2 separate regions of the Mus musculus genome follow, and region 2 is linked to region 1. A link is a loop called in an ENCODE intact Hi-C map of the cell type or tissue named here. Cell type or tissue: left cerebral cortex. All regions are shown on one strand. Links, peaks and the distances in the headings refer to the core of each region. The heading gives the core; the rest is flanking DNA.

Region 1 (8,017 bases), core at 1,876-6,875:
TCTTAATGTCAATATGGGAAGCAGTTGAGTCATGGTCCCAATTCAAATCTTTCTTAAAAACAACGCTTCAAAAGTTTTCTTTTCAGATTCTTTTTTTTTTTTTTTTTTCTAAAATACATGAAATAGTTTCAACAGCCCTTACATTGTGTCAACCATTAAGGCATTTACAGGTTTTCTAGAGATTCCAGATATACATGCACACTCACACATACACACTCCAGGTTGAAAACCTTGAAGGGTAAAAATATGGTAACCCAAAATAGAAACAATGACTAAAATCCAGTTGAGGGGATGAGCCTAGCTCATGGTCGGATGTGTACTTAATAATGCACACTGGGTTTAGTCCCCAGTGCCAGAAACAAAACAAACACAAAATCAAGCTGAGATGATTCAGGGTAGCAACTAGTGTTAACATATTTAAATTGGAAATTATCAGAGAATGCATAGAATCTATATTCCTCACTCTCTGGAGCGAGGAGCTAAAATTCAGAGGCTTCCCAGCCACGACAAATGGCCACTTTGCCTGCCACAGAAGTGTGGACATGGGGTCTAAAACTTCCAGAAACATCTGTAGGCATTCTTAGCAAGACACAAGAGCAGAAGGGAATTTTTACGCTCCCAGTCTTAGTGATCAGATGCCCTGCTCTGTCTCCCAACTCAGTCACCGGTGGACAAGGTTAGCATATCTGCCTGTATCTACCCGGGAACTATTTTTAAAAGTGTTGCCAACTTAATTGGAGCATTAAATTCTAAAAAGGAACTTCAGAACACATTCCAAAAAAATCCAAAATCCTAAAGAAATGGATTTTAAATGAATTTTTAAAAAGAATCAAAAACTTTTCAAAGGGTGTTTAATATATAAAAAAAAGTAAAATCAACACACTGTAAGTTGAAGAGGAACCAATTGTTACTAATGCTTTTAAAATGGAAAGCAACTCTGGCAAGAACTGTACATGTTAGTAATTTTAAAGACTACTTGATTTTATAAGATAGACTGAATATTACAAAGCTGTGCTCTAAGCTGCAACCATATAGAACTCTGATAGAAGTTTCCGAAACCTCATCTACACCGTAATTAGTCGACTGTCTAGCAAAGTTCTGCTAGACAGAGCTTTGCAATGAACTTTTTCTCATTTAGGAACGCAGACAAAGAAGAGATATGACCACAATTAAAGCAGTGCTTATGATCACGTTTAGACAACTCTCCACAGAGAAGTGCATCCTGGGACACACCCGACACAAACAGCCACGGGGAGATCACTGTGAGAATTGTAACGTTTAATATCTTGTACAAAGATAGTCTCATAACCCAAAGGCAAAGAGCAGACTGCAAAATAAAGGCACGACCTCTGGCAGAGTAATTCAGTTTGTTGTATTTATGACAGTTGATTAGTTTGTTCTTTGAATAATAGTGTAGCTGATTATAGTATCCAAACGCCTGGCACCTTGATTGTGACCAGGATCGTTTCTTGCACGATGATTTCATCCCACTTCACCACTGACTTTCAACAAGAGACACTGAAGCCACTGAGTGTCAGCCACTGAGTGTCTCCATCCTTCACTGCAGATCCCAAGAGTCTCTTTTGAATGCCCCAAACTTTCACCCTCTAGTTTGGGAAAACAACCCAATATGAAGTTTTGTTTAGACAATTCCTAAAGGAAGCAAACTAACATTAATTTAGTTTTAATACAAATTATACTCCCTCCCCTGAAATTAAGAGGTTGACCCTGATGCTGAAACCTCTAATCTCAGCACCTGAGAGGGCCAACACAGGACGATCCTGAGTTGAAGGCCAACCTAGGCTACGTAGCAAAATCTGATCTAGAAAGAAATAATTTGAAATATATCCTAAAAATTACCCTTGAGTAATCAAACGGTGTGCAAAAGGCCCTGTTACAAAAGTCTTTTTAAAATAATGTCTTGGGGCGTTTATTAAAAGGAGAACTTGGCAATATACCTGAAGTAATCGAGTTTACAGAAAATGTCTTTATCCTTAATGTAGCAGCTCGTGTGCCTTCCCAGGGACGTTCTGCAGACACTGCAGGAGAGACAGCGGACATGCCAGCATAAGTCATTCACCTGCAAGGGGAGAGGGTGAGGGTGAGCAGCCCGGTCCACACTGCCACGTGCACGCTCTGAACGCTTCCACCCAAACAGCACCCTTGACATGAGCGTGCATCCGGCTGTAGCCTCTTCTAGACTCCAACAAGAACCCAGACTCCTCTAGGCCACAGTTCAAGCTTGGTTTTGTTTTTACGTGCTTTTGAAGGATTTGGGTTTTCTTCCATATTCATTTTCTCTCTCCCTTCCTCTCTGAGAAAACCTGAGAGAAGATGTTTAGTCTAGAGTCATATATACGGGTTCTGGTTCCGTCCTTACTCTAATCCTTTCTATAACTTGGTAGTTACGGAAGTCGAGACAAACCTTTTGACCTACAGTTTGGGCAAACAGCTATGAACTGTGCAATCCATCAGTAGGAACAATAAAGACAGAGAATAGATTTGTAAAACACCCCAATAGAGAAAGCAGGCAATACCCTTCCCTTACACATCAGCCCTTCCTAAGGTAGAGTGCAAAGATGCTGTGCCTCCTCCCCTAACATATACATATACATCATATACATATACATATACATATACATATACATATACATATACATATACATATACATATACATATACATATACAGCTACAGAAAGCAAAGTGCCCAGGAGGAGGATGTTGCTAGCCCAAGGAATGATGGAGCCTCTGGAGATAGGAAGATAGCAGATTATAGGTGGTTTTAAATGCACCCAGGAAATATGTTTACTTGTACTTCAAGTAGTGAGACAGTGGCATTTAATAAAGTAGGGCACTCTAGACTTTGACATGGGAACAAAACAAATGACCACTGAGGTTACCTGAGGTGGATGCTGCCCCCCTAAACACTGCAGTTCAGTCCCCCAGTGGAGACGTGTGTCCAGCTGTGCTGGCCTGCAGTGTGGATCCTGACGTGTGTTGATCAGCAGACAGGGACTACGTAGGTTTGTGCTTTCACGCTAGCAGCCAGGGTGTTTTACTGACTGAAGGAAGTTACAAATGATACTCTGAAGGAAACACTGTGATTTCTAGCTACTTATGAACCTCTTCCCTAAGCAATGTTTAATTTCTGATGAAAATTTAAGTTTGGGTCTTTCTTCAAAAGAACTATCTGTTCACTATAGAAAAATAGTTACTTGGATTAAAATAGAATAAAAAGACATTAACCAAACAGAATACTTCCTGGAAGCAGAGATGTATCTTCCTCACATTTTCCCCTAAGTTGTATCCAGTCCAAGCATCTGGAACATCCACCACTGGAGGCCTTCTTTCAATCACACCAGGCTTTTGTTTTGTTTTCTAAAACAAGGCTTTAAAACAGAGGCTGGAGTCTCTAGCTCTACAAACACCAGACCCCAGGCCTGGCTTGACACCTTTCCTCAAGGTTTCTTTTGAAAAAGAGAAGAGAGCTGCTTAACATTCCCAGTCCTTGCCAGGGAATCAGGAGGGTGGGTGGGGGGAACTCTGGGAAGGTTCTGGAACCCTTTGCTGAACTAGCATTAATCCAATATGGCTCCACACCGGGCTAGGTTAGGACAGGACTGTAGAGGGCAACAACCACAGCTGACTCTTTTGTCTGACACTGTGTGGCTGCTCCACAGGCTGGTATTTTTTTTTCATAACCTCAAAAGCTACATCTATACTGGATCAAATATTTGTTACCAGTGAGAAGTTTAGATTCAAACGTAAGATTAAGGAGCTAGCCCTTCAGCTTGGGGTAGGCGTGCTGAGAATTCCGAGTGCTTAAGTGATTGTATGGTGGAAAATTTTCAGTTAACTTATAAATCCTAGTAGAATGTGATTGTGTGTAGAAAACTTTCCTAGGTAGACTCCTGTCCAATTACAAAAGAAAACTTCACAGCACCACATAGACACACAATTTTTATATAATATGAAGACAAGCATGAACAATGTATAAAATTATGCAAGGCCAATGCTAGTGTCTGAGGCAGAATTCAGACAATATTTTAATTTTACTGTGTAGTTATCTTCCACATCTCTGCTGTGAAATGTTGAAATTGTCTTAAGTCGGGTCCAGAAACACTGCTCCAGATTCTGGTAGTCACTGAGAGCCTTGTTTCAAACAAGAAGCTGTGTTGACTCAGTGCATGGTTTTGTGGACGAAGCGAAATGGGAAATGGGATTTTAAGAATGCAGATTTAAAGAGAAAGCCAGGTTAATTTTCCGAGCTTCAAGAATCAAATAAAAACATTAGAAAATGTTTTCACTCAAGCCTCTTTCCGTGTTTTATCTGGGCTCCAGGAAGTAATATTCACGGTCCACCCAAGAAAGCAGCCTTTGAATGTTGACATTAAGTTAAAGAAACCCACTAATTCACGTTTTGATCTTTTATTCTCTGTAATTAATCCTTCTGAAAACTGAAGCTCAAGGAGGGGGACAGAAAGTGAACTGGTTTGCAACTAATTTCGTATATTGGAAAGAATTGTTTTACATAGTGGTTTTTTAAAAGCTATTGAAGTTGGAAATCCAATGTGTTCAGATTAAGACACAGGGGACCAAGATCCTGCCTGACATGACACGGGTAACTGCAGCCTGCCAGAACCTCAACTCCAAAACCTCCCACCCCGAGTGAAATATTCTGAGAAAGTTAAACCAAATTAAGACAGTCAACTCTGAAACCACCCCGTGAAACACTTCAGCTGAGGGGTTTATATGTACACCTAACTTTACAGCTAGACTGGGTACCCCCCCCCCCAAACCCTGGTAGGACATAACATCACTGTGCTTAGCAAGATCTAGGAGGTACCGAAATGGCTTCTAAAGCTTTATATAAACTTTTGCTTTGGGAAGGTTCCAGGTACCGGTAAATAAACCTATGACCACGATGCCAGTAACAGTTCAAAACTAAACATCTTTAAAGGCACTTTACAGTGTTTTTAGTTACAGAAGGAGCCGCTGCGAGAGGGAATAACACACGGAACTGGGACTAGTTAGTCTCTGTAAGACAGCAGCACGGGTGTATTGGAGAGGAGGGACCAGTTTGCAGAGTACGGGATTTTTAAGTAAGTAAAAGTCTAGACTTGGAAAACAAACAAAAGCCTATACCAGAATGGGTGGTAGTTCCTCAAGTCCTTCTTTTGCTGCTGGTGACCGAGTCCTCCGCACACTCTTGGGGTGTGTGTGGGGGAACCCTCATTTACACTGTAGACCCTATCCCTAGACTTTCACAATAAGGAAAATCCTATGGTTCCATATCATACTTCTCGCTGTGGGCCTTAAGAGTGGTGGACTAATATGCTGAGAGGTTGACACGAAGTGGGGCACTTCCCCCCCGACCTTCACACTGACTCCGTCGGGGCTCGCCTGGCCCACCATCCTACCTTGAGGAGGTATTTGTCCACAATCTCCAGGCCGCAGCTGCTGCACACACACTTGCCTGGCGGGCACACGGAGCCCGAGGCCATGGACTGGGGCGAGGACGACGGGGAAAGCGGGGCCGAGGAGGAGCAGGAGTCCTCGTCCCCGGCTCCCTCGGGATTCACCTGCAGGAACAGCCGAGCACTGGCCTTTCACGTCCCACCTCCCCACGGGGCAGCCCAAGGACTGTCCTCCGTCCCCAGCCTTCCCCATCCGCACTGTGGGGTTCCCAGACCAGCAGGACCCCTGGAGCCCCGCGCCCCGCCCCGCCCAGGGAGCTGGGGGTCCCCACTCGGGTCGCCGCCCCACTCACCAGTCCTTCTTCCCCAGCGCCTTTGCGGGTCCTCCCGGCCGCCAGGGCTGCAGGCCGCCCGCACTCCTCCGACATGAGCCCGGGGCACTGCGCCGCGAGAGCGGGAAGGCAGGGAGGGAGACAGCGGTCAGGAGCCCGCGGCGAGCACGCGGCGCCCCGCAGCCCGGGCCCCACCGCGCTCTTGAAGGGCGCGCACGAGGGCGGCGCGTGCGAGCGCCGGCACCTGAGCCCGGGCGCAGCTGGCCGGCCAGCGCGCAGCCTCCCTGGGCCGCCGCCGCCAGCGGGCGACTCGAGGACTGCGCGGCCGCTGCTCCCGGCTCGAGCCCCGCGCTCACCCCGGCGCGCCGGCCCCCGCCCCCCACCGGGGGTACCCAGCTAATAACCGGCCTCGGTGCACAAAGCGATTGCTTTCTAGACGTCAATCACCCGGGAGCGGGGAACACCCGGCTAAAGGGGGCACGGGGCGGGGGGAGGTGGAGTGAGAGAGAAGAAAAGATGACTGAGGAGGGGGTGGGGAGAGAAACTTGATTTCTTTAATAACCTCAATTAAAAGAGCAAGACACACATATATTTTTTAAAGGGGGGGCTTTTTGAATAGGATAGCCCAAAAGGTGAAGAGGTTTAATCGGATACTTGAAAGCTAATTACAGTGGGATTTAAGAAGCCTGGTGTTTGTTCCGACAATTTGAATGAAAATGCTTCAGATTAAACGGAGCCAGCAGCTCTTTGGTAAACTTGAAGCAATTAGAACCGTAAGCGATTTACACTGGTTTCTTTAAGGTGTGAATTGCCACTTAGTGCTCAGTAAGTCAACATTTTAGCTACTAAAGGATTAGTTTTAACCAGTGCAAAAGCGGGCCGAATAATGGAAATATCCAGCTGAATTTAATTTGTTCCATTAAAAAAAAAAAAAAACTCACCCAATGCGGGTCAGAATATTTTAGAGCACGCGGACGCGTCGCTCAAGTGTCCCCAATCCCTGGCTGCACTTTCAGTTTTGTTCTATAAACGAATGCAATCTCTCTGAGAAGTCTAGTTTAGGGCGAGTGGGTCCGCGGATTCCAGCAGCCCACACCCCTCGCTTTTGCGTCCCTTTGTCTCCTTTTCCTCTGTCTTCCGAAAGCTCCAGGTGAGCCAGCGGCCGCACGCCTGGGTAGCCCCGGCGCAGCTGCTCCCGGGCGCGTCTTCGTGGACAGAAAGCATCCAGACAGAAACGCTACCCGCAACCGTCAGACAAACACGAAGCCAGCACTACTCTGCCCATGTCCAGCCGATACCCCCACCCCGGCCCTGCTCTCCAACAGTTTAGGAACCGAGTTCCACCATAAAATGCGAGCACCCACGGGTCTTGCCTCCGGAGTAGGTGACAGCTTGCCAGGTCTCCCCGTTAGGCTCGCCTCGTACTGCGAAATTTGCCCTTTTGGTATTTCCAACGAAATCGTTCTTTTGTCCCTTTCTAAGAGCGGGCGGGCCCTGGAAGACTCAAGTCCCCAGGTCTGTCGCCGCCGGGTCTCAAGCCCCACATTCACCTTATCCGTGGCAAGAGCCAGCGTTCAGCAGAGCGCAGCCATTGGTATCTGGTGCCCTGAGACAAACACCTAGACCCCCGGCCCCTGCCCCAGACTGCCGCGAACAGCCCGTCACGTAGAATACAAGCAGGACTCACGTTGCCCCGTGAGCGTCTTAGGCTCCAGGTTTCGTCTCCCAAATTAGAGTGTCCATGCCTTAGGTTAAGTGAGCCCGTGGGGAGGGGACGGAGTGATTACTACCTAACGCTACTACGTAATAAAAAAAATTGTCAGGTCTGGAGACGAGGCAGTGACAGGTAGTTTCCCAGCCTGGTTTAGGGGCCGGACAACTCTCTTCTCTCAAGGAAACTCCTATTCAACAGATCCCGCCCGGTGTAGGCTCGCTTACCTTCTCGCGGGGAACCGCCAGCTCCGGCACTTCCTTTCCCTCCAGCTTACACACAAACATCTGATCGCTCTTCCAATACATGGCCCCGCAGGCGCTGCTCGTCACATACCAGCTCCAGAGGGTCAGAGGCTGTGGGTGTCCGCAGTGTCCCCTCCTCCGCCCCCAAAGGCCAAGGAAAGCTAACAGGCAGAACAGCGATGCCACCAGTGTGTCTTGTTCCAAAAAGGCCACAGTGACCGTAACCACTCTCTGACCCACTGTTCTTCCTCTCTCAGCCACACTAAGGCCTGTCCCTCCAGGAAAAGAGGGAAAGTTGTGTTTTCCAGAGG
Region 2 (8,017 bases), core at 1,732-6,731, 57 kb before region 1:
GCATTCTATCATACAATCAAAGGTGTCGGTATGGCAGATATTCCCATCAGAATCCTCCAATGCTTTCTCATCCCATCCTGCATTTGGAGTTGCGTTATTGCTGCTCTGAGTGATGTCGCTTCTCTTCTCTGTCTGTTCATAGACTCTTGTGTTTGGATCTTACATGATTGCTCACGGATTCTTCAGCGTCTATTCAATGTGTGTTGAAACCATTTTCATCTGCTTCTGTAAGTATCCAGTGTGTATGTTTGGTGAAGGTAAAAATTCAGTTGCCTGCCTGGCTTGGTGATTTACTGTTACCTAGCTTCGAATGCAGAGAGAGAGAGAGAGAGAGAGAGAGAGAGAGAGAGAGAGAGAGAGAGAGAGAGAGGAGAATGGCAGCTTGGCAGCTCTAGTGATTGAACCTAGGCCCTTGCCTGTGCTAGGAAAGCAGTCTCCCACTGAGCCCTGTCCCTGGATTGGCTGTAGTAATTCAGTGAGATCTCATACACACAGCCTCTGGTAAAGTCAAGATACAAAGGCTTCAAAGAGACATGGGGTCAGTGCATCCAATGAGCCATGATGAGTACACAGGTCTCTGATGAGAGTGAGCACAGCAGGTGTGTGCACCTATGTTAGAGACTCGGCCTTCGGAGCTTTCCCTGGAGTTCCCTTCACCTATGTCATGCCCTGGAGAACAGGTGATTTCATTAGCCCATGACCTAAAACGCACAGACAGTCTGCTTTACCGAAAGTGTCTTCTCTCCCAGTATCTCTGACAAACCTGGAGGAGGTGGGTCACCGTGGGAGAGAACAGAGCCCAGTAGCCATGCTGGGGCTGAGAGATTGTTTCTCTAGCACATGGGTCTTCAAAGAGACGGCGGTCACTTGCTGCCTCTGTCACGTGCTGAGAAAGTCCCCTGTGGGAGAAGAGCAGCTCCGTGGCAGGTGAGGGAGGAAGATGGTTGCTGAGGGAAAAATCTAGAAAATAACAAGATCTGATTTTTTTCCTAAGCATTTTAAACATCAATTTTCAATAAACAAAGAAATTGGAAAACTTTACACATTAGGTAGATTGGCTCACGTGGGACCAGGAACTTTAACCTTTGCCTAGGTTCTCTGTTTTATTTTTTTTTAATGGAGAAAAAAAAAAAACATGAAAAGATGGTTCAGCTGGTACATGTGCTTGTTGCCAAGTTTGATGACCTGAGTTCAAGCCCCTCGGTGGTAGGAAAGAACTGAGCCCTGCACGTTAACCTCTCACCTTCATACGTGAATCGCGGTCCATGCATTCGTGCATGCATACACAGAGAAATAAATGAACGTAATTAAAATACTAAAGAAAAAAAGAAAAGAAAGGGGCTGGACTGATGTTGCCATGGCTAAGAAGCACACTCTTGCAGAAGCCTGGAGTTAGATTTTCAGTGACTCCCAGCTCCCCGGTTGGGTGATTCATACCTTCTTAGAACTGTATCTCCAGGGCAACCAGACGCCGCTGGCCTCTGAACACCTGTACTCATACCCCTCTCCCACTCACCAAAAAAATAATTTTACTGACTTCAGGGTTAAGGAAAGTGCTTGCCACATAAGCAGGAAGGTCTGTGTTCAGTCTCCATAACCAGTGTAAAAAGCAGGGCATGCTTAAAATCCCAGCACTGGGAGGCAGAAAGGTAGCTCCCAGCCCTCACTGGGCAGCCTGTTGGCGTAACTGGCAAGCTCACACTCAGGCCCACGAACAACCTCACCTCAAAAGGCAAGGTGGGCAAACGGCTCCTGGGGAATGATGCCTAAGTTTGGCCTCTGATTTCCATGTGCATGTGTGCACGCACACGCACACACACACACAAGCATGTCCCACCCATAGATATGTAAGTAAATAGGTAAAAGAGTTTAACCTTTGACCCTAGTGCTGGGAAGGGCAAAATGAGAAGACAGCAGATCCAAGGCCAGGCTGGGCTAGGAGCAAGACCTTACCTGAAGATCTGAAAGGCTTGAAATATGGAATGAAATCTTTGTTCTACTTTTTTTTTTCATGGAGTTAGTGATATGGGGCAATTTGTTACTTTCCAAAATGAATAGTCATAGAGATGAGAAGCCCCCAGAAAGAGCTTCAATGCGGTGGCTTTGGAAACTAAGGTCCTACGGCTCATTCAGTGTGAGGTGTGTGTGTGTGGTGGGGGTGGGGTGGGGTGGGCCTTTCTCCCAGGCAGAGACCGGTTCCCACCTTCTCCATCACCAGCATCGCATGTTCGCCTTATATTTGACACGCTAACACTGATTTTTCTGGTTTCTCCCTGTTCGACTCTCCACTTTGTAAAATCCTGGGTCCTTGTTGTGCGGCGTCTCCCTGCCATGGCCCCACCTTGGCCACCGATATGCAGGTGAAGACCTGGAGAGGAACGATGGATCTGCAGAGAAACCTTACTTTGTAACACCCAGCCTGCACAGCATCCTGACCAAGAAGCGTCCGGGTCCCCAGAGATAGAGTAGAGAAGCTCCACACAGGAGCTTTGTGAATTAGGTTGACGGCAATATGAAAATGTTGCTTTAGAGCAGTATTTCTGCTGGCACTTGGTACCATCTGAGGGACCAGGCATTTGATAGTGGCCTCATTGACTTTGCAGACTGCGGTCCCAAGTGCAAACACCTGTAGCCGACAATGTTTTAATAACTTTTATAACTTTGCTAGCCTTTCTTTTTTTTTTTTTTATAAGTGTATGTTTGTAAAGGGTATTCAGGCAGTTTTTTTTACAACACTATAAATGTGTGATCAATTAGCCATAAAAAATATTGAGTTGTAGTTGACCAGCATATGGTACTGAATTTGTAAATATGCTGCTATGGTTATAGTTACTGTTGAAGCCGGTGAACAACTTTCTAAAACTGTGATTCAACTTGTGTTCCTGGTTTCCTAGAAAGCATATTTCAAGTGGGTGAGTTAGTCCGTGACAAGCTGTAGAAGGGCAGGTCCTGTGGGCTCAGCACTAAACCTGCTGCAGGTGGACCGAGCCTGGAGCCTCATCTCTGTTTTATCGAAATGAGACTCATGCTTGGTTGAAGTCGGAGTTTGGGGATAACCTCTCCATTACTGTGAAGCTCTGGCCACCTGAGAATATCTGAACAGAGCAGAAATGGCTGCCTCCCTCACCTCTCGCCTCCCCTGAGCTTCCTCACACAGTCATGCAGAAGGCCCGTGGATTCTCCTTTGCATGGGCACGCCCAGGCACAAGGTCGAAGTTCGACTTTTAGTGAGGGAGGAAATCGGATGAAGGTTCAGAGCAGTGGCCTCCTATCAGGTTCAGAGCAGTGGCCTCCTATCAATCAGGTATCGCTTCTGGTGCTTCCTGGGGCTATGCATGTTTCAGATCAAGAGTTCTTGCATCACCACAGCCCCAGGGCTTAGAATGGAAGCTGGTTTGTTGTGGCCATGCCTAAATCTCACACGGTGCAGAAAAGTGGGAATTGGATTCGCACGCGTTGCATGCTTTTCCCTGTGTGTAGAATTGGGCCAAGTATAAAGAGGCCCTCCACAGAGCACAGGGTTAGCCGGTGCCCTTTTGGTTTTGACACTAAACTCACGTCAGATTGTCTATATATTATTAGTGCAATGTGTGGCCATCAATATAGCCCACGCATTTGAGAGTCTGAAATATATCCTTGTGTTATAAGTTGATATAAATGCTAATTTTCTTACCCTGAAGTGTGCGAACCTAGATTTAGAATGGTGGTATGGCATCTTCCTACATAGAACCAGTAATTCCAGAAGGTTTTCGAAGTATTGGTCCACAGGAGTCACTAGCTTCTTCTTGGCTTGCTTTATTGAGATTATTAGTCCCAAATGTCACCTGTCATTTTCTTTTTCCTTGATAACAGAGAAAAGCAATCACTTATCTATTTTTCTTGCATTTTAATAGTATTTTATTTACAGCCATGCAAGGACCTCAATAAAAATCTATGGCAATGGTGACATATAGTGAGCCTGTAGCTAGCTGCAGGGTCTACCTAACTCACGAGCTTGTGTTAGGATGTGGACCACTCTCTGGACCATGATAAGACCCTCTAGTTGATTCAGATACATGCAAAAGTTGTGAAGTTGGCTATAGATCAGATATAAGAAATTATCTGTCTGGTTTGCTGTGTTATAGTATACTCCCACTCAGAAAAATAGTCTCCGTTTGTTACTTCTATAATTAAAATGCATACAGTAAGAATGAATGTTGTTTTTGAGAAGAATTTTAGAAGCCATTTTTCTTACACAGCAATTAAAGTTTTTTGAAACACAGAGCAATATTTCCAGAACTGTTTATGGAAGGATTTGAGATCACACACAAAGGTCTCTTTGCCGAGGCTTTACAATCTAAATTGCCATTGGCCAAACAAAGGCAATTTGGAAATAGATGCTGTAATTTAGAAAGTGAATTTGGATGGGGAGTAAATGTTATTTCTTAAGTCATTCTATGGAAATGCTTGAACTGTCGCCAGAACTGACCTGGGACACAGAATGAAATGATATCTTATCGATGTAATAATAAGGGCTGATTGTTTTCTCATAGCTGTTTACAATGAACGCTGATGCTGTCTAAAGGAGCGATGTTTGGCGTTGCTGTGCAGCGGGTGGGCAGCAGGTGGCGATGTTGCTCCTCCCACCGCTTCGCTGCTCTATTGACTTTGCCCTCCTCCCTCCTAGTGGAAGACCTAGAAAGAAACGAAGGCTCTCCTTCAAGACCCTATTTCGTGACTCCGGCTCTAATGAACATTTTGCTGGAGCAGGGCAAGATCAAGAAGCAGTAGGAGAGCCAGCTGGATATCCTGCTGCCTGTGTCGCCTCCCACACTGTATCCGTCCAACACACCTTCCCGTAGTGCTTTGGTTGGGGACGTTCGTATCCCCGCCTTGCTGGCTTGCTTTTGCATCTTATACCAAAGCCCCACACTGTAGCCTGTGAAGCCATCAGAAGTCACAAGGGGATTGTTAATTACATGCAACATTTTTATACTAAGATCTTTCGTTTTGTAATTTATTATTATTATTATTATTATTATTATTATTATTATCATTTTTACAGAGAGTGACTTGGATGTTTTGAAAAAAATATTGAATACATTCATAATCTTTTTAATAGTAACTCCATGAAGGATACATGATCTAAATTGATAGCTCCTAGTGTATTTTTAAAGACGACAACTAAAAGACTTCTGTAGGGAAAATTGGTAATTAAAGCAAGATAAATGTTTTTTAAGGCCCTTCCCCGCCTCCTGTTTGACAGTCAACGGGTTAAGCGGACCACCCGCTTTGGTCTTTGCATCCTGTGAGAGCTGCCAGTCAGTCCTTCAGCCCTTACCACTCAATTCTCTCAGTGCCTTCCTGGCTGGTCAGTACTTCCCGGATCTTGTGAGCAAGTGGACAGACCTCGTTTGAAAGAAATTAAACTTTAAACCCTGCAATGCTGAGTGATGACAAGTCTCATGCTTCTTTTGTTTTGTTATTTTTGTTTTGTTTTTGATGTTTTGTTTGGCTTTGTTTTGTTTTGTCTTGCTCACTGACTGGACTCCACTAGCCATGACACTACCTTTGATATCCTCCTCATCAAAGGAGTACACTGTGTGATACAAACAATTCCCCTTGTGCCTAGTGGATATTCACAAATGGGTGCCACACGCAACACGCAACACGCAAAGCAGCCTGAACGAACATGTGTTGGATTTGTCTTTGTTTTTACTAAAAGAAGTTTTAAAGTATAATCTTTTCTATAGCGGTTCCTTTGAAATATGGGTCGGCATGCACACGTCTGGTGTCTCACCCATACCTGAAGGGGAAGCCTGTGGGAGTTTCACAGGGCAACTTTCCCTCTGAGGGGAAGCTGTGTGCTGGGCTGGAAAGCCCCATTACCTGTGGCTCTTCTATCCTGTTATGGATTGTCAGTTCCACTAACTTTTATACGAAACAACCTGTTTACCTGTCAGTTTTTTATTGTGCCAATAGAAACTGGAACGGTTTTTAATTCAGTTTTGAATAATTTTATGAGGATTGCTAAGTTTTAGGAGAACTTGACTCAGTTCACCAACTCAGCAAGTCACCCGAGAAGGGGATCAGTGAGAGTCAATCAACAATACCTACTGTTGTTTATTGATGGTTTGTTGAAAACTCACTTTAGATACCTTTATACCAAAAAGCTCCCACTGGCGCCTTGCAGTGTGGGCTCACCACCCCCTACCCCCACCCCACGCCACGCCTGGTGGTTTGGGCTCTGCTGAGCCCATGGTGGTGTGGGTTGTGTAGTTAGTGTGTCTCTGCTATGCAGGAACACTGAAAGCATAGGGTCTAAATACCTTTGATAGATAAAATGGTTGATATTTAATAAAATTTGTTGGTACTTATTGTATATTTGGCTTCTTCTAATAAAGATTTCCATAAGAGACAAATAAAAGGGCTGAACTTTGATTTCTTTAAGAGCACGCTCTCTTTCTTTCTTTCTCTCTCTCTCCGTGTGTGTGTGTGCGCGTGTGTGTGCATGTGTGTGTACATGCACATTTGTGTGGGAAGCTTGCATGTCACTCTTTCTCAGGCACCATTCATATTGGGTTATTTTGTTTTGTTTTGGTTGTTTGGAAGTGTTTCATTATTAGTATTATTGTTATTATTATTATTATTATTATTATTATTATTTATTTATTTTTAAAAGTGTTTGTGAAGATTTAGAACAAGGCCATTCATTCATCTTCTATTTACAGATTAGGCTGGGTTTCCAGGCCAGTGAGCCTCACAGATCTTTCTGTCTCTGCCTCCCCAGTGCTAGGATTATAAACAAGCACCATCCTGCCTGGTTCTTGTCTGTGACTTTAGTCACACACACACACACACACACACACACACACACACACACACACCCTGCCCAGCTTTGGTTTCAGACCCATCACATATCAACAGTACCTTCTCTGTACCAAGGATCAAGATCTTCAATATCTAGATTTATTTTAAACTTTTCTGTCACCATATACTGTTGAGTGAAACCGAATACAATTACATAAGTAACTAAGTCCAAGACAGATGAATAAAAGATGGATTGGGAGGGGTGTGAGCACCGAGCAATGGATTGGGAGGGGTGTGAGCACCGAGCAATGTATTGGGAGGGGTGTGAGCACCGAGCAATGTATTGGGAGGGGTGTGAGCACCGAGCAATGTATTGGGAGGGTGTGAGCACCGAGCAATGGATTGGGAGGATGTGAGCACCGAGCAATGACCTAGCCTACCGTCTGCTCACTGTCTCATTGAGTTTCACAAGGAGAAATGATCATTTCCAAGGAGAGGATAAATGTAAAGAACAACAAAAGGTTGTTCAAAACGACTCACAGTCGTTTTCTGAAGCAAGATTAAATGTACCTAGTGCTGCTCTATTCTAAGTTGGAACAGCATGGTTTTATGGGTTGAATTATGTGGTAAATCTTCACAGTTAATTTTCTTTTAAAATATAATGCATTTCTTCCAAAGATAATTCAAAACACTATTCCTACCTTTTCTAACAATCTTAAAGTGTTATAAATCTTGTAAGATATTTGTTGATATAGGTGGTGATTTTTAAAATTTGAAATAGAAACATATGCTGTGTTTTCAGAAGAAGTCTAAGTTTGGGCTCAGTACTAGTAATGCCTACTTTTGATAAAGCATTGATATTTGCAAATAAATTGTATGAGATTGATCTGCAACTGATTTGGCTTTTCTATCTGTCAAAAAACTTAAAGAGTTTACCAGGTATGATGGTTTGTATATGCTTGGCCCAGGGAGTGGCAGGAATAGAAGGTGTGGCCCTGTTGGAGTAGGTGTGTCACTGTGGGTGTTGGTTATGAGTCTCTTATTCTAGCTGCCTAGAAGTCAGTATTCTGCTAGCAGCCTTCAGATGAAGATGTAGGTCTCTCAGCTTCTCCTGCACCATGTCTGCCTGGATGCTGCCATGTTCTCACCTTGATAAAGACTGAACCTCTGAACCTGTAAGCCAGCCCCAATTAAATGTCCTTTATAAGAGTTGTCTTGGTCATGCTGT

The links. A loop is a pair of places that touch in the nucleus more often than their neighbours do. Peaks named below come from ENCODE experiments on the same cell type or tissue, not always from the same donor. Only the 100,000 strongest peaks of a DNase experiment are listed, where the experiment ranks them.
Region 2: a loop joins it to region 1, with 2.4 times the contacts of the local background. A loop is called at or near these places in 2 of 42 quality-filtered maps.

Annotation. Positions count from the first base shown.
Region 1 is chr3:154,322,584-154,330,600 of GRCm38, forward strand. It overlaps Lhx8 (LIM homeobox protein 8), which reads right to left and starts at 7,977. Exons shown (of 9, transcript NM_010713.2): 1 at 7,689-7,977; 2 at 5,772-5,858; 3 at 5,422-5,583; 4 at 1,959-2,080. The coding sequence starts at 7,769. In left cerebral cortex, for the core only: no CTCF peak of the experiment used is centred there; DNase peaks (open chromatin) are centred at 4,978 and 6,634.
Region 2 is chr3:154,265,317-154,273,333 of GRCm38, forward strand. It overlaps Slc44a5 (solute carrier family 44, member 5), which reads left to right. Exons shown (of 22, transcript NM_001081263.1): 21 at 143-227; 22 at 4,667-6,406. The coding sequence ends at 4,770. Among named protein-coding and RNA genes, the nearest start is that of Lhx8, 61 kb to the right of the region's middle. In left cerebral cortex, for the core only: CTCF peaks have their summits at 4,599 (motif pointing right) and 4,798; a DNase peak (open chromatin) is centred at 4,609; H3K4me3 peaks cover 332 bases.